Linked DNA regions of Homo sapiens: region 1 is linked to region 2. Evidence: read pairs that join two places in POLR2A ChIA-PET (ENCODE). Cell type or tissue: B cell. All regions are shown on one strand. Each heading gives the region's core, and the rest is flanking DNA. Links, peaks and the distances in the headings are about the cores only.

What was found. Peaks named below come from ENCODE experiments on the same cell type or tissue, not always from the same donor. Only the 100,000 strongest peaks of a DNase experiment are listed, where the experiment ranks them.
Region 1: POLR2A ChIA-PET joins it to region 2 with 9 read pairs; 2 of 35 experiments call an interaction of 5 or more read pairs at or near these places.

What each region holds. Positions count from the first base shown.
Region 1 is chr16:81,640,580-81,655,324 of GRCh38, forward strand. CMIP (c-Maf inducing protein) reads left to right here. Exons shown (of 21, transcript NM_198390.3): 4 at 11,624-11,785. LOC105371362 (a long non-coding RNA gene) reads right to left here and starts at 7,578. Exons shown (of 4, transcript XR_007065138.1): 1 at 7,493-7,578. RefSeq lists enhancers at 4,162-4,868, 11,957-12,016, 12,126-12,850, 12,851-13,576 and a silencer at 4,845-5,139. In B cell, for the core only: no CTCF peak of the experiment used is centred there; no DNase peak of the experiment used is centred there.
Region 2 is chr16:81,813,753-81,828,497 of GRCh38, forward strand. All of the region lies in intron 2 of PLCG2 (phospholipase C gamma 2), which reads left to right. Among named protein-coding and RNA genes, the nearest start is that of PLCG2, 42 kb to the left of the region's middle. RefSeq lists enhancers at 7,954-8,053, 8,234-8,423, 8,434-8,583, 9,284-9,453, 9,564-9,763 and 2 more. In B cell, for the core only: no CTCF peak of the experiment used is centred there; DNase peaks (open chromatin) are centred at 7,209, 7,459, 7,869 and 9,579; H3K4me3 peaks cover 3,287 bases; H3K27ac peaks cover 4,000 bases.

The DNA.
Region 1 (14,745 bases), core at 6,208-10,207, 170 kb before region 2:
AGATGTCCAAAATCAAGGTGTCAGCAGGGCCACATTGCTTCTGAGACTCTAGGGGAGGGCCTTTTCCTTGCCTCACCCAGCTTCTGATGGTGTCCGGCTATCCTTGATGCGCCTTGGCATCCAGGCTCTGCCTCCATACGTGGAGGTCTCTCTGGAGCATGTGTGTGTGTGTGTGTGTGTGTGTGTGTGTGTCTCTCTCTCTCTCCACATGGCCTTTTTATAACGACGCCAGTCACTGGATTTAGGGCCAACTCTAATCCAGTATGACCTCATCTTAATTATATCTGCGAAGACCCCATTTCCAAAGAAGGTCATAGTCACAGATACCGGGCTTAGGACTTGGACATATGTTTTGGGCAGACACAGTCCAACCCACAACACCAGCTGTGTGACCTGGGCAAGGTGTGAGCCCCTCCTCTCCTCTGCAGCACGTCCACCATGAAATGAGGCTTGTGGGTGAGAACCTTGCTTCTTAGAGGGCTCAGGAACATCTGTGTCACCTGGAAGCTGCTTAATGCAGATTCCCAGGCCTCGCCCAGCTCTGCTGAGCTGGAATCTGCATGGTAACCAGACCCCCAGGCAATTCCTGTGCACACGAATGAGAGTTGCAGGGTAGGTGAAAGGATTTGGTGCAGGGCCTGGCCTAAAGCAGCACCTAACGCATGTTAGCCTTCAGTGCCATTTTCATTCTCCCCACTGCCTGTTCTACCTGCAACAAACACCGAGAGCACCTTCCCTGGGTGGCTGCAGTCACCATCCAACACATCGGAGGAACAGATGAGATGTCATCCCTGCTCCCAAGCAGCTCCTAGCTCAGCGAGGAAAACAGCTACATACAATTTTTTTTTTAATGTGCTCAAACAGCATCTGCGTGATGATTGGATTTTGCCCACGGTGCAGCTGGCCTGAAGAGCCAGGTAGGATGTGGTACTCAGCTGGGAGCCTGACACCAAGGCCAGCTTATCTCCTTGCCAGCCAGGCACGTGGTTACCTAGGCAACCAGCCGATGCCGCAGAGACAGTGGAGCAGGACACCCGCCTGAGTTCCCGCTGTTTCCCTGGAAGCGGCATTGAGCACAGGAGGCCACCACCGGTGGGCATTTAGGCGTTTTCCCCTCTTGCAAACAAATTGCCCATCTCCCCAGGAGCTGGCTTTTCAGGCAGGTGTCCACTGGGCACCCAGCTGCACCAGCCTGCAACTGCCTTTGGGAAACCGAGGAGGCGAGGCTCAACTCTCCGATTTGAAGGCAGCAGAATCATTGATCAAGGCATAGAGGTGCTCAGGTTTGCCTCTCGGAGTGGCATGATGGTCAGGTGCTCAGGATCCAGAGCTAGACCTGGATCCCAATTCTGCCTAGCTCTTAGTAGCTGCATGACTTACCTCACTCAGCCTCGATGTTCTCATCTGTAAAATGGGACTTACATTATACCACTCACCTCATTTAGTGGATGGGATGATTTAAAATGTATTTATACAAAGTGCTTCGCACAGGACCTGGCCTATGGAGTGCCCTTCAGAAGCGATGGCTTTTCCGCTGTCTTGTCACTCGTCATTCATCAGAACCCAGTGTGCGTGCTTGCTGTTCTTGGAAAATGTCAGCCCTTGATATGTAGTAGCCATTATGACTGTAATGAGTAGTTTGGTTAGAATGTTCTGTGCCCTGTCTCACCCTTCAGCCAGACTGGGAGTGTGCAGGGGCTGGTTTGTCTCATCTCTGTATCATTTCCCCCACTCCCTGCCCCTCCATAGAGACAGTGCCCCACTCAGAGTAGGCGTCCCTCCACCCACCTTGAAAACATGAGTCCTGAAGGGTAAGCATTGATTAATTCATCAATGAATTAGTTGGACCAGCAGGTAACAGAGTTCAGTAATTGTGTGGGGTAAATTGGGGTCCCCTAAAAGACCCCTTACACCCTGTGCTGTCCTGTGGCAAAATTTAAACTGATTCAGTGCAGTTGAGGCACGGGGACAGGGCAAAAAGCAACAATATATGTGCATAGCAGCACTATTCATGATAGCCTACGGTGGAGACAACCCAAGAGTTCATCAGCGGATTAACAAAGAAATTGCAGTGTATCTGCCGGGCGCGGTGGCTCTCCTGAGGTCAGGAGTTCGAGACCAGCCTGGTCAACATGGCGAAACCCTGTCTCTACTAAAAATATAAAACTTAGCCAGGCGTGGTGGCGGGCGCCTGTAGTCCCAGCTACTCGGGAGGCGGAGGCAGGAGAATCGCTTGAACCCGGGAGGCGGAGTTTGCAATGAGTTGAGATCGCACCACTGCACTCCAGCCTGGGTAACAGAGTGAGACTCCATCTCGCAAAAAAAAGAAAGAAAGAAATTGCAGCGTATCCATGCAGTGGACTGTTAGTCATGGAAGGGGGTGAAGCAAAGCTGCCACAGCCGGATGAACCTTGAGGACGGTATGCTAAGTGGACAGAAGGCCACATTGTGTATGATTTATATGCAGTGGAAGACACATGTTAACCCACAACAGTTTTGGCAGACACAGTTCCACCCACAACACAAGCTATGTGACCTGCGCAAGGTATGAACCTCTCCTCTCCTCTGTAACACGTCCACCTCGTGGAGGAGAGGAAGTGAGGCATGTGGGTGAGAACCTTGCTGCTTAGAGGGCTCAAGGACATCTGTCTCACCTGGAAGCTGCTGAATGCAGATTCCCAGGCCTCACTGTGGTCACAAAAGGACACATAGTGTATGATTCCATTTATATGCAATGTTCAGAATAGGGGAATCCAGGAACAGAAAGTGGATTGGTAGTTGCCCAGGGGCTGGGGGAGAGTACAATAGGAAGTAACAGCTTAAAAGGGTTTCCTTGGAAGTGATGGAGAAGTGTTGGAAATAGTGGTGGTGGTTACACAACACTGTGCTAAACGCCGCTGAAGTGTTCACTGTAAATGGGTACATGGTGGCCGGGCGCAGTGGCTCACACCTGTAATCCTAGCACTTTAGGAGGCCAAGGCGGGCAGATCATCTGAGGTCAGGAGTTCGAGACCAGCCTGGCCAACATGGTGTGAAACCCCATCTCTACTAAAAATACAAAAATTAGCCGGGTGTGGTGGTGGGCGCCTATAATCCCAGCTGCTGGGAAGGCTGAGGCAGGAGAATCACTTGAACCCAGAAGGCAAAGGTTGCAGTGAGCCGAGGTCATGCCACTGCCTGGGTGACAGAGCGAGACTCTGTCTCAATAAGTAAGTAAATAAATAAATAAATAAGGTTAATGGTTAATTTTATGGTGTGTGGATTTTACCTCAATGAAGTAAATCTATATGTATGTGTATATAGTGATGGCAGCCCCCTGGTGCCTCAGACAGCCTAGTTTCTCAGGCCAGAGTGATGGGCTGTGACTGGTAAAGCCCCTGTGTGATTCCCGGAGGCACTAGGGTTGTCCCTACCAAGCCTGGGGCAAGAAAGGAATCCCAGTCAGAGAGAAAAAAAATAGTGTTCAGTCTAATCCCAGAAGCACCGTTGACCCTATAGCCCTGACCTGTAATGAAAACGAACGAAACATGCATTTACAATATTTCTTTAAAAATGAGATTTTGGGGGTCTCACTTTCTAGTTAAGTTGAGTGTCTTCTCGTTATTTTATACTCCACAATTAGATCACAGATGCCCTCCAGTCATGGTGGTGCTGGTGCCCATGTATTTCACTGGAAATGTGCACAGATAATCGGGACAGTGTTGCCTCCTTCCCTGGAAAATTGTAGCCAAAGCACCGAGGCTGATTTTGTGACATGGATTGTGTGGGCTAGCAGGCATGGGGAATAAGGCCAGGGGGCTGTGTTTGACCCAGGGTGTCTCTGTGGGGAGTGCACCAGCAGGGAGCTGAGAGGTTATGAGCGGGTTTTAGGTTGATGTTGAAGACTTGGCGGCCAAAAGGGCAGTTTGGGGGTAACACCCATGGGACAGTTATGAGGCCTGCATTATATATGAAGGTAATGTGACAGTCTCTGATGCTCACCGGATTGAAGGGAAGCTATTCTGGAGGACTCAAGAAGGCCAAAAATGCTGCCTCCCAAGTGTCCAGTCCTCCCGGAAGCCATGGCTTGCTGGAGATAGCAAATTATTTCCTACACACTTAGCATCTGCAGCCATAGTGAGTCTTGAATCAGGGAAGCCAGGGAAGATAACCAGCCAGCCATTGTCCCCGGGTGTGCAAGGCACAAGTGGGGACATTGCACCTTGGTAGACCTTTTAAGAAAATTCCAAGGCAGGGTCCCAGTGAGATGGGGGCTTGGAGAGGGGGGTCTCCCATGGGAGGAGGTAGGCAAGGGCCCTTTCCTCGGGCCGAACGCAGTGCCACACACATACTAGACCTCAGCATCGATGGGTAGAGGCAAACATGCATGCTCCTGGGCCCGTGGGGACGTGATGACAGGGACACCAAGACTTTCGGATAGCACTGCCCGACGGAGCATTCTGCGATGATGAAAATGTTCTCTGTCTGCACCACTATAGTCACCACTAGACACAGCTGGCTACCGAGTAACTGTAATGTTACGATGTGATCAAGATGCTGGATTTGTAGTTGTATTTCATTTTAATGAAGTTCAGTGTGCGTAGCCACCTGGGGCTGGTAGCTTCTGGACTAGGCAGCTCCGCTGTAGGACCTGCACTGGAAAAAGTTTTCAAAGCCGGGCTGGGTCCTCCCTGGCTCATATTTCCCTGTGGGGTCCTCCTCCACTCTGCAGTGCCATGGGCGCGCCCGTGCAGCGTCCTCTCTTCACGACAGGTGGTGGGGAGCATGCGTGCTTGGGTGTGTACGCGCGCGAGCCCCAGAGGCTGCGGCAGCAGCAGAGCAGCAGAGCAGCAGCCCCTGCCTGGCGCGACGTGCTTCCAGTGCATTCTGAGTCACTCCTCTCCTGGCAAGGGGCACATTCCTGCTGACGACTTGTCTCCCGTGGAGGAGCAACAGGCTCTGCTTTCCCTGGCCTGAGAACCCTGGCATATGTGCTTGCCTCTGCTGACAGTTGCCAGAGCGATGGCAAGTGTTGCCCAGGTAACGTCCCTTCCTTGACAAGCAGAGAGGGTGAGGACAGCGCTGGAGTGGCTGACTCTGCCAGACGGGAAGCAGGAGGCTCTGCCTGCTGTCTCTGCTTGCCGCTGGCTGGTGGGGCTTGGGCTCGGATGTGGGGAGCCCTCCTGAGTTCTACCTCCCTGGACTACTCCTTTACAGAACTTGGTAGGTGAAAACAATCAGAGCTGCTGTTTAGCCAGGAACTGAGCTAAGTGTTTTATATATTATCTCATGAAATAGTCACAGCAAGCCTTTGACAGTAGTTATTCTTATCCTGATTTGCAGACAAGGAAACTGGTGCAAGTAATAGACTGTAAGTTTCATGAGCACCGGGGCTTGTCTGCTTTGTTCACCATGGTTATCCTTAGTACTTAACATAGTGCTTGGCACGTCATAGTAGATCTTCATGGGATGATTGGATGGAAGGGTGAATAGATCGATGAGTGAGTGATGGAAGTATGGATGGTAGATGGGTGATGAATGGATGATGAGGTGGGTGAAGGATGGATGGGTGGGTGGGTGGATAGTTGGGTGGGTGGATAGTTGAGAGGGTAGGTGAATGGTTGGATGGATAAGTAGATGGATGAATGAATGAGTGGATGGATTAATGGATGGATGGGTGGGCGGGTGGGTGGATGGATGGATGGATGGATGGATGGATGGGTGGGTGGTTGGGCAGATGGATGGATGTGTGGGTGAATGGTAGGTGGGTGAGTAGATGATGGATGGGTGGATGGATGAAGTAGAGCTTAGATTTGATCTGGAGTCTGCTCGTGAAGCCTATACGCTTCGCCACTGAGCCATACTACCTTTGGTTTTGTCTGATGACTACCTCCCTAGGATAGCATTTTTAAAAAATAGCATTATTGAAATGGAATCCACATACCATAAAATTCACCCACTGTGAGTACACAATTCAGTGATCTTAGTAAATTTATAAAGTTGTACAGTCATCACCACAATTCAGTTTTAGAGCATTTCCACCATCTTGAAAGATGCCCTCATGCTTGTTTGCAGTCTCATTCCTGTTCTGTGCCCCAGGCAATGAATGTTCCACTTTCTGTCTCTGTGAAATTGCCTTTCTAGACATTTCACATAAGAGAAATCATACACTATGTCTTTCTTATCTGGCTTCTTTCCCTTAGTGTAGTGGTTATGAGTTGCATCCGTCTTGTAGCATGTGGGTAATTCAATCCTTTTTATTGCCAAATACTGTTTGGTTGAATGGCTATACCACATCTTGTTTATCCATTCATCAGTTGATGAATTTAAGTTGTTTCTGTGAAGAATGCTGCTATGGACATTCTTGGGCATGTCTTTGGAGTTTGTTTCTCTTTCTCTTGGGTAGATTTCTAGGAACAGAATTGCTGGGTCATATGATAAATTTATGTATAATGTTTTAAGAAACTTTCAAACAATTTTCCAAGGTGGCTGTACCAGTTTACCTTCCCACCAGCAACACACAAGATTCCCAGTTTCTCCACACCTTTGCCAACACTTGGCGTTGTCTGTCATTTTCTATTACAGCCATCCTCGTAGGACGAAGTCGTATCTCTTTATGGTTTTAGCTTGCGTTTTCCCGAGGGCTAATGACGTTGAGCATCTTCTTTGCATGCTTACTCCTAGGCTGGAATTTGACTTTTAAAGCCAGACCTTGGCAAACTGTTTTCTACAAAGGGCCAGATAGCAAATATTTGGGGCTTTGTGGGCCACATTGGATTTCTGTTGCATATTCTGTGTTTATTTTCCGTCACAACTCCTACAGTTTGTGAGACCATTCTTGGTCTCATCGAACAAAAACAGGCAGGGGGCTGGGTTTCACCGCATGCTATAGTTCACCAACCCTGCTCTAAGTCAGCCCCTTTCTGTGAAAACACCAGGTCGTGTGCCCAGCCACAGAACAGTTCCAAGGCCCCTGTGTACTCCCCACTTCAGAAGAATCCAGTGGCCTGTGGGGTCCATGCTAGACAAACCACCAGGCCACCCACCCCACCTGGCAAAGCGCACTCAGCAGGAAGACCATATTGCAAAGCTGAGGGCCAGCCTCCAGGGAGCCTGGAGCAGGGATTCCGGAGGCGTCCCTATCCCAGCTCCACCATGATTCATCACCTGATGAGCTCATCAGAGTTCCTGGGATGAGGCATGCTAATTTGTCACCTAGGGAGGAGGGACAGGGCCCTGTTGATCCTGGACAGGCCTCCCTCATCCCTGTGGCCACCCTGACCTGGGGCTCAGAGCCTCTTCTGGGAACAGGGGCCTGCCTGCAGCCCGCACCCACAACGCCGTAGCCCACCCTCCCCCCGCACCCGCAGAGCCGTAGCCCACCCTCCCCCCGCACCCGCAGAGCCGTAGCCCACCCTCCCCCCACACCCGCAGAGCCGTAGCCCACCCTCCCCCCGCACCCGCAGAGCCGTAGCCCACCCTCCCCCTGCTGCTTCCACCGCCTTCTGGTTACCTGGCCTCCACTCTCAGAGCCTTGTGGATCTTGTTTCTGGATCTTGTCCTTGTGTCACCAAGCATTCTTGACACTTCTTCAGGATCTCTTGGCAAATCTGATATCCTCTTCACCCGACCATCGTGGCCCTCACTGATGTGATGGAAAGAGCTTTGCAGTGGCCAGAGCCAGTTTTCATTCCTGAATTGTCCCTTTCTAGCTGCTTGACTCTGGGCAAGTCTCTTGACCTCTCGGGGCCATGATAGGCTTCTGTGCACAGAGAACACCAACAATCCTCTGGCAGAAGCTGCAGCTGGCCACCCCCTCAGCATCGCGTGAGGGCTGCCAGCTGTGCACCATGAACACCTGTGACCCTGCAGAGCGCATGCTTTTTTCTGGCTGTGGGATCACTTTGGCCTGGGCACACGGCAGTCAGAAGCCCTGAAGAGTTGGCCAGGCGCAGTGGCTGCCGCCTGTAATCCCAGCACTTTGGGAGGCCGAGGCGGGTGGATCACGTGAGATCAGGAGTTCAAGACCAGCCTGGCCAACATGGTGAAGCCCATCTCTACTAAAAATACAAAAATTAGCTGGGCATGGTGGTGCACACCTGTAATCCCAGCTTCTTGGGAGGCTGAGGCAGGAGAATCACTTGAACCTGGGAGGTGGAGATTATAGTGAGCTGAGATCTCACCACTACACTCCAGCTTGAGTGACAGAGCAAGACTCTGTCTCAGAAAAAAAAAAAAAAAAAAAAAAAAAAAAAAAAAAAAGCCCTGAAGAGTTTAGGGAGCTAATGGACAAATGGCCAGCTCCCTCACTCTTTAGGAACGTCAACTCTGAGTGTGATCTGCACTGTCCCCTAGAGCCCCCAGCAGGAGTGAGCCCTCATTGCCTATATCATGTGCTTGACAGTGCCCTGTTTATTGACTGTCTTCTCTTGCCCGTCTCACTTCCCCACTCTCCCCACCAGTATTTCCTGCTGTTCCCTCTCAGATCAGTAAGCCATTTGCACTCAGTCCCTTGTCTCAGGGTCCTCCCTATGACAAGCCCCCAACTCATGGGATACTGTGAGGATTGAGTGGGATAAAGCTCATAAGAGCTAGCACTGTGCTGGCACATGGTATGTCCTCATGAAATTTTAGCCCTTGGTACAAGCCCTGGGATCTTCTGGCTCTGAATACAGCCTCTGCAGACTCTCCCATGGATGCCTGTGAGGCAAGGGCTTGGGCCCTCCCGGGAAAGCTGTTGTCCTCCCCGCTCCAAGGAGGGGAGCTGTGGATGAGCTGAGGCTGGGTGTACCGACCCCGAGGGCTCGTGTCTGAAACTGCGTTGGTGCCAGCGTTGCCCACTGGGCCCTGCTATGCCTCAGACTGGTTGCCTCTGCATCTTGAGTGGCATCTGTGTGTGGAGAACAGGAGATTGTACTCATGGCCACCCACCTCAGGGCTGGTTGTATTTTGCAAGTTTAAATGAGACTTCGCTGGAATGATGTTCACCAAATATTAATGGTGGCTATTTCTGGGTTGTGGGATTTTTGAGGCCTTTTAAAACTTATCCTCTTCTTTGTGCTTTTCAGTACAGTTTAGATTTTTTGCAATGAGCATGCATCATCTTTCGCAAAAGAATGAAGTCATTAATCTTTCAAAAGTAAATAATGTGCAGCTGATCAGAAGAGTCCACTTAGAGCCCAGACTCCATGCAAATGTAAGACACGGGTGTGGATCGCTGTGGTTTGCTTTGGGGCTTGATATAGGGTGGATTTTGTGAGATCATTTCATGGTCTTTTAAAAATTAAACAATTCTCTGGGTACAAACTAAAACCACAGACTCTGAGGCTCAAAGGAGCATTCATCCTCTGGAGCGGGTAGGGTTCTTGCTTCAGACATGTTGGGTTTTGCACAGATATTTCATCGTGCTATTCAGGCAGCGTGTCCTGCTCACAGCACTAGGACAGGGCGGCTTTGGTTGACAGTAACTAGGAAGGAGGCTGGTTATGGTTCCAGAGACGCCTCAGTGGACTGGGTGCGTCTCATCGTTAATGAAGTTCAGCCAGTAGTCACTGTCACCATCGTCAACATCAACTGCATGTTTACTCTTCACTGTACACTCACCCCCGACAACTTGTCACGCGTTTCTTCCTGTCCTCGTAGGGTCTCCAATGGCTGGCAAGTGAATGTTCCTGGTCTTTCCCCTCCCGCTCCCTGGGGAATGCTGGGCTGCCCTGGCCTCCTCTGCTCTGCTGGGCCTATGAGAAGAGCTGATCTCTTTCTAATTCTTGATGTGCAATGGGTGAATGGGCAAAGAATAGTAAGACCAGGTGCTGGAAGGAGGAAAGAAAGGTGGGCAGGTGGGTAGATGAAAGAACTAGAGAGAAGGAGAAAGAAGGAGCAGAGAGAGGAGAAGGGAGAGATGACGGGAAAGACTTGGGGTGATGGGCGGGGGGAATGAAAACCGTCTTTGGTGTGAGTTCATGGGGGCGACACCAGTGGCAATGAGTATATCAGAGGCCCCAGAAAATCATGGGGTGCGGGAAAATAATGGAGAGGAGGAAGATGGGATGCCGTATTGGCCTAGGTTTTACGTTTCATCTCCTTCAGTTTTTCAAGAGACAGATTCAGTCTCAGCGTTCCTTTTTGTGACTCTTGGCTGATTTATCTGGACTTGACTTTTGAATGCGGCTCCATAGAGTGGACCACATGGGTCCAGGATGGGTCAGGGTTACAGATTGAAAGAGGTGCCGGTATTTTCCATCCTGACTTACAGAACAGGACCCTAAGGCTCAGAAGGTGAAAGTTTTCTAGGAAGAACCAGATCTTTCCGACTCAGGTCCACCTCCCGTCCCACCAGTGTGCCTCACCGACAGAAGTAACCGTTCCACTTGGCATGGAATGTGTCCCTCAGATACTTCCTTGATAGCGGTGGGTCCCTTGACCACTTGATAATTCCTAGCTCAGAAACTCAGCGGTCAGGGAGGCTCTGGCAGCTTCTAAGTTTCTGTTTGAGCCTTAGCAGTTCAGCAAGGGACCCTCCTCTCCCCCCTCCTCTTTCTGACTTTGGCTCAGAGATTGTGACATGTCACCCCAGCTGGCTGCTGGCATGGTAACACTAAAATTAGGCTCTCCCTAAGGAGCAGAGCACTTAATGAAGGAGTTCATCCAGTTAGAAAGTCTCTCAAGCAGGCCGGGTGCATGGGGCAGGCAGCTGCAAAGGCGGGAGCCCGGGCGGGGGTGGAGGGAGTGCTTGGCCCAGACCTCCGCCTTCCGAGGGCCTCCGTTTCCATGATGTCAGAGAGGCGGAACTAACTCTGCCTCAAATCCAGGGAGGCAGCAGCCCCTGTCCCAACCGCTCTCTGGCTTCGACACAGCGCCCAAGCAAAGGTGAGAGCACTCTTGTCTTCCTCACCAGGTGGATGCGGAGGGCAGCGCTGGATTTCCCGGGGGAGCATTCCAGGTTTAGTCCCTACCTGGCCGGAGTCTAATTCCTGGCCTTAATCCTGTCTGTCATGTTCCCTAGCTGACTACCTGTCTTCAAGCGACCTCTTGGGATTGACATAGGCGGAAACAGTGCCTTCAACTCAGAGAAAGCCCCTTTGTGGACTGACCATTCCCACTCTTACTGCGCTTGAATCCTTGGGAAGTGAGTTTGGCAGAAGATACGATCTAAAAGAGAAGTCTCCCCCTTTTCTTTTTGAAGTCATTGGAAACTGTGTGGAGACAGTATAGTATGGTGGTGAGGGCACTGGCTTGAGAGCCCGAGCACATGTTTCTGTCTCAGCTCTGCCAACTCTAGAGCCCTGGGCAGATTTTCTAACCTCTTGTGTACCTCGGTTTCTTCATCCTTTTAGCAAAAACAAAAACAAAAAAACAGGAAAAAAGAAAAAGGTAATCTATCAAGGATTATCATCAGGGTGAAGTGAGCCTGTGTGGGAAATGAGTCTAGTGTCAGGAGGCCTGGCTGCAAATGCACCCCGTGACTTTGGATGAGACCCTTCCTCTCTCGGGGTGTCAGTTTCCTTATAAACGGGGACTGGGCCAAGTTGTCAGTTTCTCAGGGCCCTTTACACCCTAACCCATCTGATTCTTTGATTGTCTTCCATCTTCTGCCTTCCTTACGTGAGTAACATGTTGCTGTCTCTTTATCTCTTTCAACCAGAAAAAGATTTACAAATATAAGAAAGTGCTGAGTAACCCAAGCCGCTGGGAAGTTGTCTTGAAAGAGATCCGGACCCTGGTGGACATGGCCCTGACATCCCCCCTGCAGGATGACTCCATCAACCAGGCCCCACTGGAAATCGTCTCGAAACTGCTCTCAGAGGTAAAACCCCTCCCCTGGACCCCTTTACATTGTTTGCCTTTCCCTCCACCGATCACCGGCTCCATGCCAAGCAGCAGGCGCAGGCAGAGCTCCGTGTGGGCTGTGTTGTTGCCCTGCTGCCGAAGGAGGTGAGCAGTTGCCCACCCAGCCGTGTGTGGGAGTTGGGAGAGGGAGGCTTGCCCCAGCTGCTTGCAGCTGTGCTGTCTGGGGATTGTAGGCACCGAAGAGGAGGTGTTGCCCCGTGCAGTGAGAGCCAGTAGTCCCATCCCCATCTCTGTCTTCCCCTAGCAGTGGCCCACATGAGCTCCAGGGGTCCAGGGGGATTCAGCTTTCTGCCCTCGTCACCCCACAAAGCCTGTAGATGTGCTCTGTTTAATTTAAACACCATTTTAAAAATCAGGAGATTTCACAGTACAGTGGGAATTTCCAGGTTCTCTTTAAAAACAATCAGAAAATCCAGCCGCGGTTTGCAGCTGGTGCTACCTGATGCCACCCGTCGGCTGGGCCTCCTGTGCCATCTGCTTTGCTGGCCTCCTCGCATATTGAATGTGTGCTTTGTGCCAGGCACCATCTGGGAATTCAAGCAAAGACAAGCCCCCTACCCCCCTGGAGCTTGTGTCCCGGCAGGGGAGACAGGCAGTGAACAATGAAACTCATCAGCGAGTCTGTCCCGCTGTTGGTTAGGCAGAAGGCGCTTCGGAAATGTGCTTCTTTCTGTTTTCTGTTTCAGGTGCTATTCTAGGCGCTTTACAAATATTAATACTGCTCTCGTTTATTTGCTCACCTGGCCCTCTGGGAACACTGGAGTTGATGACTCCTGATTTAAACTGTGCACAGCCACCAGACTGATGCTTCTGTCCCCCTCCCCTGACAGTGATACCCCCGGTCCTGAGTCTCCCCCGTCAAGCTCCCATGCAAGTGCCTGGCTGCCTGGAGCCCTCCCCTTTCTCTGCAGGCCCACACTGGCCGCTGCCCGTGGGACGGGGCCTGGCACCGGCCCTCCGTGTCTGTGGAGTAGAGAAGGTCCCTCACTCCAGGAGGAGGCGAGGTGGGAGGTAGAAAGTAGGTGGCAGTGACAGTCTCAGGCAGAGGGACAGAGGTCAGAGGTGTTGTCCTCAGTTGGGAGACCAGCATCGTTCCAAGAGGAGTAAAAACCCAGGCTGGGAAATGAATCACAGAGTGGCTGGAATTCTGAGCCTGGGTGCTGGATGTCCAGCTCCAGGTGCAGACTTCTCATCTGGAGAAGGGGTCCCTGCTCACCTGTAGTAAGCCAGGCAGGTGCCAGGTGCCACCCAATCTGGAGTGCAGTGGCGTGACGGCTCACTGCAACCTCCGCCTCCTGGGTTCAAGCCGTTCTCCTGCCACAGCCTCCCAAGTAGCTGAGATTACAGGCGTGCGCCACCATGCCCAGCTAATTTTTGTATTTTTAGTAGAGACAAGGTTTCACCGTGTTGGCCAGGCTGGTCTTGAACTCCTGACTTCAAATGGTCCATCTGCCTTGGCCTCCCAAAGTGAGACAGCCTCTCTTTTAAAACTCACATTCTCTCTGAAAGATGGGCCTTTCTGTCTTCACTTCACAGATGAGGAAATTGAGGCCCAGTGATACTGAGTGACCTGCCCAACTCACGTGGCAAGTTTGTAATGGAGCTAGAAGTTCCACCTTAGAGTTGCCAAGCGCTTTTGAGACCAACTTGGCCACCACTTCAGCGCCACCAGGCTCAACCACCACCACACCCTTATTAAATCAGGGCAGTGCTGAGGGCAGCAGACGTGCCCCATTGCCGGCCTCGGGCAAGATTTTTTTTCCCCTCTCAGATGTGCTTCAGGTGACCGCATGACTGTTGGCCTTCACATCCCTCCTTGGGCTTTATTATTATTATTATTATTATTAACAATGGGGTCTCACTGTGTTGCCCAGGTTGGTCTCAAACTCCTGGGCTCAAGTGATCCTCCCACCTTGGCCTCCCAAAGTGCTGGGATTATAGGCATGAGCCACCACACCTAGGACCAGACACCTGGCTGAGGGTGCTTCTTGGGCTTTAAAGTAAAAATCTCAAAGGCAGCTGACCCTTAAGTGCTAGGATGGAGGAATAAAGATATTTAAAGTAGGAAAATGGAAGAAGTTTCCATGTGCTTTGAAGCTACTGTGTCAGGCAAGGAGTCAGCATTACTCACCCTACTTTACTGAAGAGAGCTGACATTTAGGGACAGAGCTGGGACTCCAGCCCAGGCTGCCTGACCCGGCATCCACTCATGCATGCTCTGCAGTGGTCAGTTTGATGGCCCTTAGACCTCCCCAGTTTCTCCCAAGGACCCTGCAAGGTAAGTATTAAAATGTATAGAGGAGTAACCAGGGGTGCTGAGAGGTTAAGTAGCTTACACAGGGCCAGTCAGATTAAGTGTTGGGCCAGGACCCTCGCCCGGGTCTGCCCAGTGATGAAGCTTATGCCCCTGCACATAGATGTGAGATAAACCCGGGTTGGTAGAGACTTTCTGGCAAGTATGTAACTATGGAGATGAAGAGTGAGAAACCGTGTTGTAGGGTCGGAAGGACCTTGTCCTGCCCTCAGTAGCTGGGTGGCCTTGGACAAGTTGCTAGGCCTTTCTGTGCCCAGTTGTTTTCTGTAAATTGGGTCTGAGACGAGTACCTATTTCACAGAATTGAAGATGCGATCCTCTCATATGCATAAAGTGCTTGGCACTGTGCCTAACTTGCAAGGGCCTTTGATACATGGCCACATTTTCATTGTCATAGGAGATGTCTGTGGTCTGAACCCCGTAAGCACCTTCAGCCAGGGGTCTGGAGCTAGTAGCTGGAAAAACAAACATCTGCCTTCGACCTCCGTGCCCTGTTTTGGGGCTGGGTTGTTTCTCTGTTCTGTTTGCCCAAGTTGTTTGCAAGGCCTCCTCTGGAGAGGTTCCAGGCATCACCAGACCAACCAGAAGGTGGAAGGATCTGG
Region 2 (14,745 bases), core at 5,729-9,728:
TTTGTGCAGCGTCTCTCCCTGTTCTGTGGCTAGTTTGGGCTTCCTTACAGCATGGTGGTCTCATAGTAGCTAGTCTTCTCTGTGATGGCTTCCAAGGGACAGAAAGCAGAAGCCTGAAGCTTTTGCTGTGTTAAAAGGAAGTCACAAGGCCAGCCCTGACACAGGGAAGGGAAATAGATTCTACCTGTTGATGGGAAGAAGTTTGTGGCTATCGTGAATCCACCAGAGATGGAGACCATGGTATTCAGGGGCATCTCTCTGAGCCTTGACCTTGGGTGTGTTGAGTGATCTAGAAGGCAGGTCTGGTACTTGGATATTAGAAGGCTGCCCTCCATAAGGAGAGAGGATAAGGGGCTGGGAACCCAGGCTGGGGTCTGTGTGTTAGTGCCAAACTTTGGGGCTAGGATATAAATGTCTTAAGATACAGCGGAGGGGAATGGTACCGGGTCTGAAGGATAGGCTGTCTTTTTGCTTGTTTTCTGGTTATTTCACTGTTCTCCTCAATAGGTAATAAGGTCTTCTCAGGGGACCTGCCTGTTTTAGCAGTGCTTCAGGAGCTGAGACAGGGGCAGAGATATAGTCTGGGGTCAGAATGTTTAGGAGTGGAGGATCTGCGAGGTGGGGTGTAGCCGGGATTGGATTGAAAGGTACCCATGGGGACTGAGTGCAGTGGCTCATGCCTGTAATCCCAGCACTTGTGGAGATTGAGGCGGGCAGATCACATGAGGTCAGGAGTTCGAGACCAGCCTGGCCAAAATGGTGAAATCCCATCTCTACTAAAACAATACGAAAATTAGCCAGGCATGGTGGCATGTGCCTGTAATCCTAGCTACTCGGGAGGCTGAGGCAGGAGAATCACTTGAACCCGGGAGGTGGAGGTTGCAGTGAACCAAGATCATGCCACTGCACTCCAGCCTGGGCAACAGTACGAGACTCTGTCTCAAAAGAAAAAAAAAAGACACCCTGGGGGACATGAAGCACAGGCAGAATGGAGAGCAAGGACCCAAGGCTTTTGTCCTGTCTCACTGTTCCCTTGCTGTGTGACCACAGGGAGTTAACCTCTCTGAACCTTAGTTTCTTTGTCTCTGCAGTGGGGATTATGATGATCCTCTCCCCATAGAGTTGGGATAAAGATTAAATGAGCCAATACACATTAGGTTTGTAGCACAGGGTTTGTCTAGAGTAAGTGCTGACTAAACGTCAGCTGCTGGAGATGGTGGCGATAAGAAGTTACTTTTATTATTATCAGGACTGCTTGTTCCAGTGGCTGTTCCAGCCTGACAAATCTTCCAAGGCAAAACCAGAGTTGCTGAAGTTAACTTTTAAACATTTCCTTTTTTTCCTGAGTTATGGAAGGAATGATAATTGGGGAATTTAGGCTTAAAATGAAGCACCTGTGATATGACGCTCTGGAACGCCTCTTCATGCAGAGGGTGGTTATGCGAAGGGAGGAGGTTTTATTGCATATGGGGCCTTACTGGACAGTGAAGGGAGGGGGTTCCCAGCTCTCCCTGGTGGGCCCAGGCTAGAGCATGGGTCTCCCAGTCCTCACCAAGGGGTCTCAGCCTCAGCAGGTTGGCAGCCACACAACACAGTGAGATCCTTCTGTGTAGCTGAGCCTCTGATTCCCAGAGGTGAAGATACAGTCTTAGAGTGTATCCCAGGGACCCTGTCTTTCCAGCGGGAAACTGCAGGGGCTGAGAGACCACCCCCTAGAGGCTTCCTCATTTGCATCTTTAACACTGCCATGGTTGGGGGCTGTTTTCTTCTTCAGCCTGCCCTGCCTGGGCTCTGTTGACTACTCAGCCTGTTGTTCTGAAGTTCTCCTGGCCCTTTCAGAGGCCATGGGGGCTCAAAAGCCACTCAGAACACAAGTCCCTCTTCAGCTGCTGGGAGTCTGAGCATGGGAAAATCCTGCCTGATTTTTTCCAGTTCCCATGCAGGTGGTGGCTTCTTCGATTCTCGCGGTCTTCTTGGTGGAAACCTTTGTAGGTCTTAAGTGCGCTATAATTGAGCAGTCTTAAATGACCAGACACAGTGGCTCACGCCTGTAATCCCAGCACTTTGGGAGGCCAAGGTGGGCGGATCACTTGAGGTCAGGAGTTCGAGACCAGCCCGGCCAACATTGTGAAACCCCGTTTTTTACTAAAAATACAAAAATTAGCCAGGCATGGTGACTTGCGCCTGTAATCCTGGCTACTCAGGAGGCTGAGGCAAGAGAATTGCTTGAACCCGGGAGGTGGAGGTTGCGGTGAGCCGAGATTGTGCCACTGCACTTCAGCCTGGGTGACAGAGCATGACTTCATCTTTAAAAAAAAAAAAAAATGTGCCTTCACGGACAGGCACGATGGCTTATGCCGGTAATCCCAGCACTTTGGGAGGCTGAGGCAGGAGGATCACTTGAGGTCAGGAGTTCGAGACCAGCCTGGCCAATATGGTGAAACTCTGCCTCTACTAAAAATATAAAAATTAGCTGGGTGTGGCAGCACATGCCTGTAATCCCAGCTACTTGGGAGGCAGAGGTGGGAGAATTGCTTGAACCTGGGAGATGGAAGTTACAGTGAGTCCAAATCGTGCCACTACACTCCAGCCTGGGCAACAGAGTAAGGCCCTGTCTCAAAAAACAAATAAATTAGGCTTCAGATACTGAACTATCTGGCATATCCTATTTTGGGACCATGAAAAGGGTGACCTGGCAAGTCTGAGAAGGAGACCTTTTCCCTCATTATAATTTTTTTTTTTTGAGACACGGTCTCATTCTGTTGCCCAGGTTGGAGTGCCATGGTGCAATCACAGCTCAACTACTGCCTTGACCTCCTGGGCTCAAATGATCCTCCTCCCTCAGCCTCACAAGTAGCTGGGACTACAGGCATGCACCACCATGCCCAGCTAATTTTAATTTTTTTTTTTTTTTTTTTTTTTTTTTTTTAGTAGAGGTGGGATCTCACTATGTTGTCTAGGCTGGTCTTAAACTCCTGGGCTAAAGCAGTCCTCGCATTTCAGCCTCCCAAAATGCTGGGATTACAGGCATTAGCCACGGTGCCCAGCCAGAAATTATGACTTACTCCCAAGGTCCTGATGTCCAGAAGCAAGAACTGAAAGTGCGGTTGCGCTGTTATCATTAGTGGGAAAACACTCAGGCACCTGGGGCCACATCCGGTTCTGCCTCTTTCTAGCTGGTCTAGAGTCTTCTCTGAGCTGGGCTTTTTTTCCTATGCCCATTGCACAGTTACCCATTTATTGCCCAGAAGGTGACGGGCACTGGATGCGTTAGATGCTGGGGAAATAGAGGCACAACCATCACAGTGTCCTTCTTGTGAGTTTTGAAGGCTGGTGGGGAGAGACGGATGGTAAACAGGGAGGTGAAGACAAAGCCCTCTCTTTACAAGCGAAGTCAGCACAAGGGACAGGAAGAGCGCACATGATGGGTGGTCAGAAAAGGCCTCTCTGAGGAGCTGATATTTAGGCCGAGATCCGATGGGAAGAATCCTCTAGGTGGAGAAGGACTATGCATCCATCCCCCATGTATAAAATGGGAATAATATTAGTACCTGTGCCGTGAGGCAGTTGTGAAGGTAAAATGAATTAGTGCGTGTGAAGCACCTATCTTCCACTAAAAACAGAAAGCTGTTTTAGATGTTGATATTACTATTATTATTTTTGAGAAGGAGTTTCGCTTTTGTTGCGCACGCTGGAGTGCATCGTCTTGAGGGGTGCTGCGCAAGGCACTAGGGTGGTTTTAAACGCCTTTTGTCAGCTGTGTTTGGTGTTGCTACAGCTTCAGTAAACACAAGTGATAAAACAAGAGCCCTCAAACTGCACCTGGCCTTCCAGAAGATGACAAAGATGTATGTAGAACATCAGAGGGTACCTTGTGATTATTTTATTTTATCTATTTATTTTTAAAATTTCAAGTAGAGATAGGGTCTCACTGTGTTGCCCAGGCTGGTCTAAAACTCCCAGACTCAAGCGACCCCCATGCCCTTGGCCTCTCAGAGAGCTGGGGTTACAGGCATAAGCCCCTGCACTCGGTTGTGATTCTTTCACTTAACACATTTATTGATAAGTTATTACATGTCAGGCCCAGGCCAGGGTAGGCAAAAATGAGACAAGCTCCCTGTGCTTATGAACATGTTCTCACGTTCCTTACTGTTTCGGGGAGAAGGGGGTTAAGTGAACACTTGGGGTTGAGAGCAAAGACCCAAAGGAGAAGACAGATTCTGGGAGGGAAGGGGCAAGATTAGAGAGACCTGGTTGTCATCTACTCTCTGTTCCTTCCTTTCATGTGGCCTGGGCTCGGTCACTTCCTCTCTGTCGGCTCGTGTCCCCTGATCTGTGAAGTGAGAATTACAACACCTACTTTACAGGGCTCTCGTGAGTATTCAGCCAGCTAGTGTGTTAAGCTCTTACTCCCGTTAGGATTGCTTCGGCCCTCTGTGCCTCAGTTTCCTCACTGGTGAGGTCCTTTCTGCCTGATCAAGTCTGTGGCTCAGTCAGCTCCTCACTTCCTGCCCCTCTGGAGGACATCCCATTAGTCTCTCATTCCATCGTGCTCTTCTCTTTGGGAGCATTGTCATATGGTGGTTATTTATATTTATGTGGGCATTTAATGTCTCTCTTTCTCAGACTGTCAGCTCTTTGAAAGGGGGCTGTTTGTTCCATTCATTGTTCCTGTGTCATGCATGATGACTAGCACATACCAGGTAGACCATAGATGCTGTCTGCATGGGTGAATGCCATTCTTCCTCTGCTTGCATCTTGGGGATACTCATCGGCTGCACGGAAATGGAGCTCCGAAGGCCTGAGCTTCAGGAATTATCTGCTTGGTGGGGGCTGTGTTTCTGGAGGCTTCAGTGGCCTGAACAATAGCCAGGACAGAGCCAACTAGCCGGGCATACCTTTTCTCTGCAGCAGCAAGCCTTGTTGGCACTGTGGGCAGCAGGAAATGGCTGAAATAACTTCCATCATGATGCCCCTTGTCATGAGTTTCCATGGAAACTGAGGGCTGCTGAGCCTGTCACTCTGGCATAAGGGAGGAGTGTGGAGGGCAGCCTCATGAGAACTGGTATTTAGGTAGAATATGAATAGGGGGATTTGATTCCTTTTCCATAAGCTAGTGTGGGCTCATGGATTTTTTTTTTTTTTTTTTTTTTTTACTGTGGTGGGGCTCTTTGAATCACAAAAATAAATACAGCTTTTTAGTGAGAACTTAGGGTATTTCCAACACTGTCATCTTATTTCATCCTTCTAGGCCCACCATGAGGCAGGTGTAACTCCTTCAATTTGCAGAGGAAGCTGAGGCTCAGAGAGGTCCAGTGACTTGCTCAAGTCTACACAGCGGGGCATGGCAGAGTTCAGATCCACATTCTGGTCGGCCTGACTGTGGGGTTCAGTGGAGGTTGGCGGTGCTTGAGCATGGAAGACAAAGACCTTGTTGGGTGCCGGGCTGCTTCTAGAGATGGATGTGGTGGGTGGAGGATGGTTTGTGTTCTTTCCAGAGTCAGATGGCTGGGCAGAGTCAGGACATCCTGGGGGTGTTGGATTCCCAGGTGTGGAGTGACAACACTGCCTCATATCCATTTTCAGAGCTCATTTCTGAGGCTTCATCTGGTACCAACCCTGTGAGGCGAGGGAGCTCCTGCGAATCCCCTTGTGCAGCCAGGCTTGGAGAAGTCAAGGATTTGGCTTGGGGCACCCAGGAAGCCTGAGGCTTAGCTGGGTGGACCTCCTGGCTCCTCGCCCACTGCTTTTCACCCTGCCCTGAGGTGTGAGATCTTCCCAGCCACCTCTGGAAGGCTGGACTCTATCCCAGCTCAGTTATTTATGTATTTATTATTATTATTATTTTTTGAGACCAAGCTTCGCTCTTTCGCCCAGGCTGTAGTGCGGTGGCGCTATCTCGGCTCACTGCAACCTCCGCCTTCTGGTTTCAAGCGAATATCCTGCCTCAGCCTCCTGAGCAGCTGGGATTACAGGTACCCACCACCATGCCTGGCTAATTTTTGTATTTTTAGCAGAGATGGGGGTTTCACCATGTTGGCCAGGCTGGTCTCGAACTCCTGACCTTGTGATCTGCCCGCCTCAGCCTCCCAAAGTGCTGGGATTACAGCTGTGAGCCACTGTGCCTAGCCCTAGCTCAGTTTTAAAAATTACATTTAGTAGGTCTTATTTTCCATTATCAGAGAAATGCAGATTCATTCTAGAACCTTTGGAAAAGATAGACAAACACAAAAGAAAAATATCTCCCATTGACTACCCTCCAGGGAGCACTGGACCCAAACTAGGATCTGGTTGCTTTTCTGTGAAGATGTCCTATTTCATCTTTAAGGATTATGATCTTTTAGGTAATGGAAGTTGTGCTTCATATTTTAAGAACTTTTTAAAATGAACTTTATTTCATATTTAATTTATATACAATAAAAGGCACTCATTTTAAGTACACAGTTTGATGCATTTTGACACATGTGTAGACATGTGTAACCACCACCCTAATTGAGACACAGAACACCTTCCATCGCAGGAGAGAGGGTTCCCTCACTTCCCTCTGCAGTCTGCAGCCCCCCACCCTCCCCAGCATGCACACTCCCTGCCCCAGGCCACCCCAACCTACTTTGAGTCATCCAGGATTTTTCCTTGGTTTTAGAATTTCATAAACATGGAATGAAACAGTAGACTGTGTTTTGCATTCGACTTCTTTTGTGTGATGTTCTCAAGGTTCACCCATGTTGTTGCTAGTGTCAGTAGTTTTTCCTTTTCTGTTGCTGAGCAGCATTCCAGTGACCGAATATACCACTGCCTACTCCCCCATTCTCCTCATGGGAGATCTTGGGCATATCAGTTTTCCCCTCTGTATAATGGGGAAACATTACCCAATTTTTTTTTTTTTGAGACAGAGTCTCACTCTATTACCCAGGCTGGAGTGCAGTGGCGCAATCTTGGCCCACTGCAGCTTCCGCCTCCCAGGTTCAAGCAATCCTCCCACCTCAGCCTCCTGAGTAGCTGGGATTACAGGTGCACACCATCATGCCTGGCTAATTTTTGTATTTTTAGTAGAGGCAGGGTCTCATCATGTTGGCTAGGCTAGTCTAGAACTCCTGACGTCAAATGATCCGCCCACCTCAGCCTCCTGAGTAGGTGGGATTACAGGTGCACACCATCATGCCTGGCTAATTTTTGTGTTTTTAGTAGAGATGGGGGCCTCATCATGTTGGCTAGGCTGGTCTAGAACTCCTGACGTCAAATGATCCGCCCACCTCAGCCTCCTGAGTAGCTGGGATTACAGGTGCACACCATCATGCCTGGCTAATTTTTGTATTTTTAGTAGAGACAGGGTCTCATCATGTTGGCTAGGCTGGTCTAGAACTCCTGATGTCAAATGATCTGCCCGCCTCGGCCTCCCAAAGTGCTGGGATTACAGGCGTGCGTGAGCCGCCGTGCCTGGCCACATTACCCGCTTTATCAGATTGTTGTGGGGATTCAGTGAGTTAACATGTGAGTGATTAGAATAATGCCTGGCACATAGCAGATGCTAAATATCATAGTAATAATAATGGATTGTTGTCTCTTGCTGTGTAACAAACCACCCCAAGGCATAGTGGTGAATACTGGAGGTATTTCCAGTTTGGGGCTCTTGAATAATATGAGTGAATGAATGAAATAATACAAATGTACATGTGTAGTTGGGCAGCCTCGGTGGCTGTTGCCTTCCTCGAGGGCTCGAATGCTGTGTGTCTTGGTGATCGGCTGACAGGCAGCCGTTGCCTCTTCTAAGATGGGTGGTTTTCCTTTTGAGGTGGGTCCTGGGGGCTCCTGGCTGCTCAGTGCTGGCCCTACTTGTTGCCTTGTGTGCTGCTCTGAGCCAGGCTTGGTCTTGCTGGGCTGACCAACCCATTTAAGCCTCAGGAAGTGGCCTCTGTAGAAAAAAATGTATAAGCAGCGGGTGGTGAACAGATCAGTGGAGCGCAGAGCCCCAAAATAGATCTTTCTCCGCTAACTTGCCAAGCAACTGGGGGCAGTGGCAAATGCTTTGCATAACTTCCTACCCAAAAGAAAAGGTTTTACTGCAAACAACTTTTGGGGACCCCTCCCCTCTCAAATAATCTCAGACAGATCCAAGATGTTTTTTTTTTTTTCCAGAGCAGCACAAAGAGAGAGCCAGACAGGCCTGGGGTTCCATCCCAGATCCACCATTTGCAGGCTGTGTGATTTTGGGCAAATTCCTTAACTTCGCTGAGCCTTCTCTTTTCCTGTGTTAACTAGGGAAGATGAGACTAGACTCTCCAGTGTGTATGCAAAGCACCCTTACGCTGCAGAGATGCTGCAAATAGGGAGTGTCTTTTTTTTCTTCCTTTTTCAATTTTATCCTCTGTGCTTGCCCTAGAGCTTGTTATCAATTTCTCTTAGCTTTGTCAATTGTGGTGGGGTGTGGGGGATTGAGATTTGGCTTTCCTGGGAAGATGTTCCAAAACTGTCTTTGAAATAATACTCTCCTCCTCTGCAGATCAGTGGACAGGGTGTTGAAGGGTCGGCATAGGTGGTAAGCATGATTGATGGCCCCCAGAGATGTCCATGTCCTGCTCCCCGGAACCTGTGGGTATGTCATGTTACTTGGTAAAGAGGACCTTGCAGATGAAATTAAGTGAAGAAGGTTGAGATGGGAGAGTATTCTGGGTTACCCAGGTGGATCCAGTGTGTTCACAGGGTCCTTTTAAGAAAAAGGCGGGGCTGGGGGCAGTGGCTCATGCCTGTAATCCCAGCACTTTGGGAGGCCGAGGCGGGTGGATCACCTGAGGTCAGCAGTTCGAGACCAGCCTGGCCAATATGGCGAAACCCCGTCTCCACTAAAAGTGCAAAAATTAACTGGGCATGGTGGCGTGTACCTGTAATCCCAGCTACTCAGAAGGCTGAGGCAGGAGAATCGCTTGAACCCGGGAGGTGAAGGTTGTAGTGAGTGAACCGAGTTCATGCCGCTGCACTCCAGCCTGGGAGACAAGAGCGAGACTCCATCTCAAAAAAAAAAAAAAAAAAAAGAAAAAGGCAGGAGATCAGAGTGAGTAGAAGACAATGGCAAGATGATGGCAACAGAGGTTGGAATGATGTGCTTCAAAGGCAGAGGAAGAGGCCACACGGCCACGATTGCAGGCGGCCACTGCAAGGTGAAAATGGCCAGGAAGCAGGTTTTCCCTCGGAGCCTCCAGAAGGAGCCAGTGCTGCCGACACCTTGGTTTTAGCCCAGTGAGACTGGTTTTGACCTAGGAGCTGAAAGCTGATAAATGTGTGTTGCTTTAAGCCACTGAGTTTGCAGTAATTGGTGCAGCAGCCGTAGGGCACTTATAAAGCAGGCGAGGCCTATGTTGGCTGTGGTTTCACAGGAAAGTGGCCTCTTGGATGATGGCGCCTTATGGTCATTTTTATGTTTCTTCCCTTCTGATCTGGATGGATTGTTTTCAGTTCAGCCTAGGGGAGGTCTGGCTTCCCCGGGGCTTTACCTCGAGACTGGATCTCTGCAGTCAGGCCTCTGGTGAGCCCCTGTGGCCGGGGCAGCTGCAGCAGAGAGGCTTCCTCTCTCGACAGAAACGCAGAAGTGAGCTGCTTGCTCGCAGAGGCCAGGCTTCCTGTCTGGCCAGTCCCTGAAATGCTGCTCCCCACCCCTCGCCCCATGAGAGTCCAGGTGAAGATTGAGTGGGGGTAGGGGCTGCACTGTCTGATCTCTGAAGTGAGCCCCTTCCTGTCTAGCTTGGATTTGTGTTGAAGGCTTTAAGATGACTGTTTTCTTGTTTATTTACTTTTAAGAGACAGGATCTGGCTCTGTCGCCCAGGCTGGAGGGCAGTAGTGTGATCATAGCTCACTGTAGCCTCAAACTCCTGGGCTCAAGCGATCTTCCCGCCTCAGTCTCTCAAGTAGCTGAGACTACAGATGTGCACCACCATGCCCAGCTAATTTTTTTTTTTTTTCCCTGTAGAGACAGGGTCTCTCTATGTTGCCCAGGCTGGCCTTGAATTCCTGGCCTCAAGCAATCCCCTGACCTCGGTGTCCCAAAGTGCTGGGATTCCAGGCATGAACCACTGCACCCAGACAATTCTTTTCTTTTCTTTTTTTTCCTTCCTTCTTTTCTTTTCTTTTTTCTTCCTTCTTTTCTTTCCTCCCTTCCTTCCTTTCCTTCCATCCTTTCTTCCTTCCTTCCTCCCTTCCTCCTTTCCCTTTCCCTTTCCTTCCTTCCTTCTTTTCCTTCTTTTTCTGTTTCTTTTTCTTTTTCCTTTCCTTTCCTTTCCTTTCCTTTCCTTTCCTTTCCTTTCCTGTCCTGTCCTGTCCTGTCCTGTCCTGTCCTGTCCTGTCCTGTCCTTTCCTTTCTTTCCCTCCTTCCCTCCCTCCCTCCCTCTCTTTCTCTCTTTCTTTCTTTCATGGAGTTTCACTCTTGTCACCCAGGCTGGAGTGCAATGGCGTGATCTCAGCTCACCGCAACCTCCACCTCCCGGCTTCAAGCAATTCTCCTCCCTCAGCCTCCCAAGTAACTAGGATTATAGGCATGCGTCACCACACCTGGCTAATTTGTGTATTTTTAGTAGAGACAAGGTTTCACCACGTTGGCCAGGCTGGTCTTGAACTCCTGATCTTAAGTAATCCACCCACCTCAACCTCCCAAAGTGCTGGGATTACAAGCGTGAGCCACTGCACATGGCCCCAGCCACTTATTTTCTTGTGATTTGTCAGCAAACAGCCTCTGGGGTTGTGACTGCTGGAAAGCACCTCCAGCTTTTGTGGAGCCAGGTGTGGCTGGCACTTTTCGTTGGGATCATGTTTGGATCTCCCTCAGGCCTTCTCACCATGTTCCTCGTGTGCCACACTGGTGAGATAACGGGGTGTGGGAGAGACTGGGCATTCAGATTCAGCGGTTATAATTAAAGGGCAACACTGAGGCCAGGATGGCTGGGATCCTCTCGTAGCTGCCATGTGACCTCTGGCCTTTTTGTCCTTCCCCATGATGTCACCTTTCATTGGATGGTGACTCCCTGCACATACCCCCAAAGGTGTCCATGTCCTAATCTTTGGAACCTGTGGATATGTTACATTATGTGGCAAAGGAGATTTTTGCATGTGTGATTAAGGGAAAGATCTTGAGATGGGGAGATTCTCCTGCATGACCCAGGTAGGCCCAATGTAATTACAAGGATCTTTAAAAGAGGAAGGTAGGAGGTCACAGTCAGGGAGAGAGAGCAGGATTCTGGCTTTGAAGGTGGAGGAAGGGGCCACAAGCCAAGAAATGCAGGTGGCCTCTAGAGCTGGGAAAGGCAATGGGTGGATTCCCCCTTGGAGCCTCCAGAAGGAACACAGCCCTGCTGACTCCTTGGTCTTAGCCCAGCGAGACCCGTTTTGGAAATCAGACCTGCATAATTGCAAGATGGTAAATTTGTGTTGTTGTAAGCCACTAGGTTTGTGGGGCCATCCTGGCCTCAGTGATGCTTATTTGGGAGTGTGTTTTTTTCCTATTACTGCTCTAATCTTTTAAATTAGATCTGAAGAGATGCTCTAATTTTTTTTTTTTTTTTTTTTTTTGAGACAGAGTCTCACTCTGTCACCCAGGCTGGAGTGCAATGGCATGATCACAGCTCACTGCAACCTCTGTCTCCTGGATTCAAGCCATTCTCTTGCTTCAGCTTCCCAAGTAGCTGGGACTACAGGCATGGCATGCGCCAGCACACCTGGCTAGTTTTTTGTATTTTTAGTAGAGACAGGGTTTCACCATGTTGGCCAGGCTGGTCTCCAACTCCTGACCTCAGGTGTTCCACCTGCCTCGGTCTCCCAAAGTGCTGGGATTATAGGCGTGAGCCACCGCGCCCAGCCCGAGATGCTCTAATCTTTTAGAGCAGTAATAGTAGGTTGGTGCAAATGTAATTGCAGTTTAATTGTAACTTTAATGGCAAAAATTGTGACAACTTTTGCACTCATCTAATAGGAAACACACTCCCACGTAACCATCTCCTGAGATCCCTTTCCTTGACCCATTCGGTAAATATTTACTGAGCCCCTCCACATGCTGGAGACTCTGCTTGTCACCAGATTGACCAAAGCAAGGTCTTGTCCTTCAGGGGTTCAAGTCTTAGGAAGACAGAGACAAGATGACAAGGCTAAGATTGTCACATAGGGTGTTAGGTGGATCGTAGAGAAAGAAGACATAGAAATCAGATGGCATTGGACCAGAGAAATTTTCTCAGATGTCAGTGAAAGGAGCTTTGAACTTGGAGCGAGCTCTGGAAATGTTGTCTGGTCGCACTGGGTATCTAGTAAATATTTCAAACTCAACGTGTCCAAAATGGAATTTGTCACCAAAACAACGGAGATCTCTGCCTTTAAAACCTATTCCTCCAGTTTTCCCCATTGTGGTAAGAGATACCACCATCCAGCCAGGTCCCCATGCCAGAAAGCTAGAGTCCTCCTCGGCCCCTTTGCCACCTTCATTTCTGGCATCATGTCCACCTCCTGGTTCTTGGGGTTCATCACTGTTTGGAGATGTGCTTCCCTCTGCCACGGCAAGGCTCCAGGATCCTAGGCTCAGAGATGGGGGAACCGAGAAAAGCATCAAGTATGATCTGTGTCCTCACCTAGGTGCAGTAGGAGGTCAGTGTAGGGGTCCATGGGCAGGTTCCCTGGGCTCCAGTTTCAGCTCTGCACTTACCAGTGTGACCTTGAGGTCAAAGTGCTCGACCTCGTGTGCCTCAGTCTCCTCACTGATAAAATCGCAATAATAGTAGGACCTATCTCACAGCAGTGTTTTAGAATTCAATGTAACAAGCACTTAGAATAACACATGTTCAGTCAGTGATAGTGGTGGTTGTTGGAGGAAGCTTCTCTACAATACTCAGTGCTTCAAATGGTGATAGCAGCAGCCACTCATTAACCACGTCCTCTCAGTGGTCTTATTAACCTCTGTCCTTGGCGCTTTAAAAATCCTCCTCATGCTTTTTGACGAGTCTACCCATTTTATAGATGGGGAAACTGAGTTTCATAAAGTAGCAAGAACCTTCCCAAAGCCACTTAGCTGGAACAGCTTTACCGTGATTTTCTAGTATGACTCTCAAGGCTGCCGGAGACAATTTTGAGTAATTGCTGGGTTTTTAAAAAGTTCTTCTTCTGTATCCATTTGAGGTCTTGGTTTATCCCTGCTGGAGATCCGCAGAACCAGCCTCCTGCCTCCTGTGGATCCGATGAGATGACTGAAGATAGGACACTTGATCCTGGACTTGTTTCTACTTCCAGCCTCCCTGTTCCCCTAGGGAATTTCCTCATGTTTTGCAGATTCCTAAGCCCCATGATTGTGCTGTGGCCTAGGGCTGCATGTCCTTGTTGACCTTGCGCTGAAATAAGACTCAGGGGATGCCCCTCAACGGGATGTGTGGTAAGGTGCATGGTTAATCTCATACATTATAGAGGATTGCTGGGTTTTTTTTTTTTTGGGGACAGGGTCTCACTCTGCCACTGAGGCTGGAGTGCAGTGGTGCCACTATCGCTCACTGCAGCCTCAGCTTCCCAGGATCAAGTGATCTTATCTCAGTCTCCCAAGTACCTGGGACCACAGGTGTATGCTCCCATGCGCAGCTATTTTTTGTATTTTTTTTTTGGTAGAGCTGGGGTTTTGCCATGTTTCCCAGGCTGATCTCGAACTCCTAGGCTCAAGGAGTTCACCTGTCTTGGCTTCCCAAAGGGCTGGGATTACAGGCATGAGTCACTGTACCCGGCCTGCATTTATTTCTTTAAAATCCTACTTCCTCTGTTTCAGATGAGGGATCAGAAACATAAATACCTGCAGGCAGCTGGATAGGTGACCTAAATAAGAGAAGCAGGTTGTATCTAGGGGACAAATGACAATAAACACAGGCTGCACACTGGGAAAGTTCTAAGGGTGGTGGGAACCGTGGTTAACGGGGAGTCAGTGCATGTGTGCCTGGTGTAAAGTGGACAGATCCTACGTCATGCTGCAGGCTCAGGGTCCACAGATCTGCAGTTGGAAATGTAGGTTGTTACTGTGAAATCTCCTCATTTAAAAAAAAGCGTTGACGCCGCCAGGCACGGTGGTTCATGCCTGTAATCCCAGCACTTTGGGAGGCCAAGGTGGGTGGATCACCTGAGGTCGGGAGTTCAAGTCCAACCTGATCAACATGGAGAAACCCCGTCTCTACTAAAAATACAAAAGTAGCCAGGCATGGTGGCGGATGCCTGTAATCCCAGCTCTTTGAGAGGCTGAGGAAGGAGAATTGCTTGCACCTGGGAGGCGGAGCTTGCACTGAGCCGAGATCATGCCATTGCACTCCAGCCTGCGCAACAAGAGCAAAACTCCGTCTCAAAAAAAAAAAAAAAAAAAAAAGTTGACTCATTGAAACACACAAATAAGCAAAATGATCTTCACCTGACAAAACACTCCTGTACCCTGATGCAGTTCCCAGGCCAACAACTTGTGAAGTCTGTTCCAGACTGTTGAGAAATGTCATTTTTTTTTTTTTTTTTTTTTTTTTTTTGAGACAGAATCTTGCTCTGTCACCCAGGCTGGAATGCAGTGGTGTGATCTCGGCTCACTGCAAGCTCCGCCTCCCAAGTACACGCCATTCTCCTGCCTCAGCCTCCTGGGACTACAGGTGCCTGCCACCACGCCCGGCTAATTTTTTTGTATTTTTAGTAGAGACTGGGTTTCACCATGTTAGCCAGGATGGTCTCGATCTCCTGACCTCGTGATCCACCCATCTCGGCCTCCC